Linked DNA regions of Homo sapiens: region 2 is linked to region 1. A link is an interaction called in ENCODE POLR2A ChIA-PET data of the cell type or tissue named here. Cell type or tissue: Panc1. All regions are shown on one strand.

Region 1 (2,500 bases):
TCTCTCAGTTTAATGTCATAAACTCTGTAAGTCAGGAAATTTAACTTTAGAGCAAGCTCAGATTCTTTCTATGGTTCAAAGACCATTTTCTTTGGCAATCATCCTCTCTCTGAGTACCCTTCATGTATTTGAAAACCAATACTAAATTGGCTTTCAGCTGTCTCTTCTCCCCAGGTGGAATAATTTCAGTTCTAGTCACTTGAATTCAGAAGAAAAAGCATGCTAGCAAAATTCAAATCAAGTAAATATAAGCCTTTTTTAGGAAAAAAAAAAAAAAACAGGAACAAAAAGAAATGGGTTTTCTACTGAAAATGTCCAATCTGAAGTTCAGGCTACCTGAAATGAAATTAAAGGTTTTATATTAAATTTTCATTACTGCAGAATTAATCAGTTGCTGTCCATTCCCGTTTTAGTGGGGGCTGGAATTTGCTTTTCCTTGTAGGCCTTGTGGATTTCCTTTGTGAATTTAAAAGCAATTATGTGAGTTGAAGAGATTTAGGGGCTATTGAGAGAAACAAGATTCTTTAGTAAGGATTCCTTACCTTTGCCAAAACCTCAGCTCTATCTGGAACAGAACTTATTAATCTTTTGGAAGAGTTATAGATCCAGTTGAAAATCTGATAAATGCTACGAACCTTTTTCCTAGGAGCATATGTATGTATATCTGCGGGAACGATGCCATACAATTTCATTGAGTCCTTGGGCCTCAGCTTCTAATCTCAAAACCTAAAATAGGATGCGTTTTAATCAGAGATGAAAGTGACACATTTTACATAAAACTCTTAATTGATGACCAGAAAGAAAAAAAGTGAAATATTTCTTTTGTAAAGGGGTAGAGTAAAAGAGATTCCTGTTGAAGTACAGTTCTCTGTGACTTAATTGGAAATTTAATTTAATTTAAATTGAAAATACTTTTTCATTTCTGAAGTATTCCCACCAGAAATCCTTAATATCTAATAGAATTTAATTTTGAATAAGAATTGGCGTTAACTCCTCCTTGCAATGCTGTGAGCATTGTAGAAAAAACCTGGGCAGGCACTAGGAAAATGAGCTCTTCTGGTGGTTCTGCCACTGGCTGGTTGTGGGGACCTGGGTACATCTGTCACCTTCTTGGGCCTTCTTAATTAGGAAATGCTGCTTTCAGAATCTCTTAGTTTCATTTTTTTTGTGTGGGTTTTCTCTTTTTCTTTTTTCTTTTTTTTTTTTTTCATTTTAATCTTCTATTTCCATGGCTGTGCCTTTCCAGAATTAAATGAAATGTTTCTTGATGCAGACTGTTATAATCTAGTAGGGTGGTTTGGCAAAAAAAAAAAAAAAAAAAAGTGGAGGGAAAAGGTAATGAGTGAGATGTTGGCAAAAAGGGCTGTGTCCACAATTGCTCATCAAAGCTCATGTGTTACTCACCCCATCTCAGCTGCTGAGCTCCAAACACTGGTGCAGTAAAATAAAAATGAAAATGCCTCCTGCCTCCTACTGCTTCCTCCTACATACACCTTAAGGAAACAAGATCCAGATTTTCTAAACAATTTTCTTCATTTTACTTTATTTTGATTGGCAAAATGTCATAGGAAATGACTTGTCAGTGTATCAAGTTTACATATGTATTTCCATGACCATACATAGAATGTTGGCACCCATAGATTTGAAATCAGACTTTCTTGCTGTCATCATTAGTATTTCATAAGCAGGTATATCCTTTCCAAGTAAAATTGTTCAGTCTAGATAGTTAGATAATTTTGATAGATTGTTGGGTTTACTCTGCTTTGTATGATAATTCAAAATATCTAATTCTACCCCAATTCATTAGGGTTAAAAATGAGAGGTCAGTGATTCATTGGGTCTGGGTGGATTCCAGCTTCAAGTCAACCGTGTATCCCTCACTTGCCCAATGGCTGTCAAGAGAAAAGACCCAGTGAGCTTTGGTGAAACACAAAATCAAGTTGACCTTGGCCTAACAGTAAGTTAATATGATTACCAGGGTATGAATGCATTCCAGTTCAGCAGGCTTCTAGGATGGCCCACATAATCCTGGTTATTTCAAGTGGAAAATCTTAATATTCCCTTAGTGATTGAGCTACAGGTTTCAGGAAGTCCATTATTAACTACCACTGCCTTGAATTGAAACCTGATGATGTTTTCTTCCTTTCACCATGCCACGGAGCTGCACTGCCATACCTTTCCCAGACCATCATTCACTCTGGTAGAGTTTGTCACACGTGTCACAATTTGGGAAGGCAGTGTGCATTCTCCATGGGCACCAGTGGGTGCACTGGGAGAAGGGACTCCAACAGATCTCATTAATTAGCCTTTTATTTCTGCCATGGATGACAAATGTCAGCTTTTGCATTTGTTTTATACTCAACTGTTGAACTAAATCTCCACACTCAGAAGAGACCCTTCACTGCTGCGGGAACAGTAGTGAAAAATCATTTCCATTTTCCATTGGTCAGAGAGACAAAAGGTTGTCAGATTGGGTAGAGACAGGTTTGAGATAAATGCC
Region 2 (2,500 bases), 69 kb before region 1:
TAGTTTTCCAATGAGGACTGCTTTCCTGTCCCTTCGTCTCCTCTTTTTCCTACAGCCTCACACCTACCACTTATTGACTATTTACTTGAGAGGCATCGTAGATTAATGGTTTAAGAACATGGACTCTGGTACCAGACTTATAGGTTGGAATCCTGATGTTACCGCTGACTAGCTGTGGGGCTGGACACATTACTGGGCCTCTCTTGTGCCTCATTCTGTTTGTGTGTGAGCACTATAGAGTAGGTATAGGATAATGTAAACATTAGCTGTTATCAGAATCATTGTCTGCACCAGCTAAGTACATGCCTTACATGCATTGTTAATTCTGTTATTCCTGTTTTACAGATCAAGAAAGGTTTTCTTTTGAAGGTTGAGTTACTTGCCTTAGATCATGTGATCAGCAAGTGGTAGACTATTCTTGGAACTCAGGAGTGTGTGCTGTTGACCCTTGAACAGCTCTGGGGTTAGAGGTGCCAACCCTCATGCAGTCAAAAATTCACATATAACTTTTGACTTCCCAAAGGCTCAACTATGAATAGCTTAATGTTGACTGGAACCCCTACTGATAACATAAACAGTTGATTAACATGCATTTTGTATGTTACATGTATTATATGTACTGTTAATATATGATAGATATTATTCTTACAATAAGCTAGAGAAAAGAAAATGTTATTAAGAAAACCATAAGCAAGAGAAAATATGTTTACTATTCATTAAGTGGAAGTGGGTCATCATAAAGGTCTTCATTCTTTCCATCTTCCTGTGGAGTATACTGGCTGAAGAGGAAGAAGAAGGGTTGGGCTTGCTGTCTCAGGACTGGCAGAGGTGGGAAAGGTGGAGGGAGGGGAAAGGGAGGCAGGAGAGGCAGGCACATTTGCTGTAACTTTTATCAAAAAAAAAAAAAACCTACAATAAGTGGACCCATGCAGTTTTTAAAATCCATGTTGTTGAAGGATCAACTGTATTTTTGAAAGCCCTCACTTAAAATAATAAATATTCATTGATAGCCTTAAAGGGGAAGACATAAGGCAGTTCTTAGCAGAGTATCTGACATAGGGTGAGAACGCAGTCACGGGAGCTGCTGTTCTTATTAAGAAGTACATTAGTCTGCAGTTGCTTGTCTGTTTTCTGTGCCTCTTAGAGGCAGAACGAGAAGAAAAGAGCGCCGGTGAACATGCGACTGTTGCTGGCGGGTAGTAACTGCGGCACTCAGCTGCTCCCTAGCTCAGTTGTCTTCTGAGTGACCTCACCGTCTTCTCTACCACTGACCACTTGATAAGGAAAACGGCCAGCTCCTCACCCTCCTCCCCTTCCCCACCTCTGTTGCCATGGCCAGTCCCCCTCCCCTTCCTTTCATTTCTCTTCCTGACCAGCCACAGCCCTGAGTTTCATCAGGGAGGCTGGTTGGGCTGAGGAGGTGCTTTGGAGCCTCTGTTGGAAAGATTAAAAAAGATGCTGTGGGCTGATGCTCTTCTTCCCAAAGCAGATTGCCGTCTTGTCCACATCCCCCTAGCTTGTTCCCATCTCTCTCTTCATGTCTGCTTGACGTGATGGTCTGACTTGCTGGACAGCGAGGCTGCTGTGGAGTATCCCCCAGGTTTAGAAATAGTACTGTCCATTTCGAGGCCCCATCAGACATCCCCCATGTTTGATGGGGCCTCTAAACGGACAGTACTGTTGTACAGTTTTCTTTGGCACATCCATAGATTATTTTAAGGACTATAAACCTATTAATTACTCCAAAGTAAATCTCAGAGGTTAACCTGGGGCCTTTGATATGTTTAGTGTTTTGAAGGCTCAGTCGAGTGCCAGGTCGATCATTATTGGCAAGTGAACCAGCAAGCATCTGTCTAGCCCACGAAGGAAAAAAGTGAGAGAGTATGCCTTTCTATATATTGCCCAGGGAAATTCATTTTATTTTTAGCTGTTGGCTACTGCAGTGGGACAGGAAAGTCAACTTAGGTGTTTAGAATGAAAAACAGCTTGAAAAAAAGACATTGAGGTTCATTGCACTCTATGACTTGGGTAGATAGATGGAAGGGGGTTGTGAAACGGAGCTATTCTGAATACGTTCAGTGTTTTCATTTAGAGATGCAGAGGTTTTCTCTTTATTTGTATCTTAGTGGACAGTGACAGATGAAAACAGAAAGAGCCACTTCCCTCAAAATACATAGCTGTGCATGAATACACGGGGTGAGCTGTTTTCCACGAGAGGGGATCCTGCTCGGTGCTGAGAGGGTAGAATGGAGGATGCGGGTCCTGCCTTTCAGGCACCCCTGGTGTAACTGAGAACCCTGCCATCCTGAAGTAGGGTAAGGTGCAGAAGAGGTCAAGACAGCCGCACACCACCCTCATCACTCCTCCATGTGTTCATTCCTGGCCCCATGGCCAGATCGGCTGGGAAGGAAACTGCCGCGGTGAGCTCTAATTACTAGAGATGGAGACGCTCAGGTGCAAGCTGCCTAATTACAAAAGCCCAGAACACACATGCTCTCAG

The links. ChIA-PET counts read pairs that join two places held together with the same protein. Peaks named below come from ENCODE experiments on the same cell type or tissue, not always from the same donor. Only the 100,000 strongest peaks of a DNase experiment are listed, where the experiment ranks them.
Region 2: POLR2A ChIA-PET joins it to region 1 with 5 read pairs; 2 of 35 experiments call an interaction of 5 or more read pairs at or near these places.

The regions. Positions count from the first base shown.
Region 1 is chr2:99,974,577-99,977,076 of GRCh38, reverse strand. The region is part of intron 7 of AFF3 (ALF transcription elongation factor 3); the gene reads left to right. Among named protein-coding and RNA genes, the nearest start is that of AFF3, 170 kb to the left of the region's middle. In Panc1, no CTCF peak of the experiment used is centred here; a DNase peak (open chromatin) is centred at 1,466.
Region 2 is chr2:100,043,975-100,046,474 of GRCh38, reverse strand. The region is part of intron 4 of AFF3 (ALF transcription elongation factor 3); the gene reads left to right. Among named protein-coding and RNA genes, the nearest start is that of AFF3, 97 kb to the left of the region's middle. In Panc1, no CTCF peak of the experiment used is centred here; no DNase peak of the experiment used is centred here; H3K27me3 peaks cover 410 bases.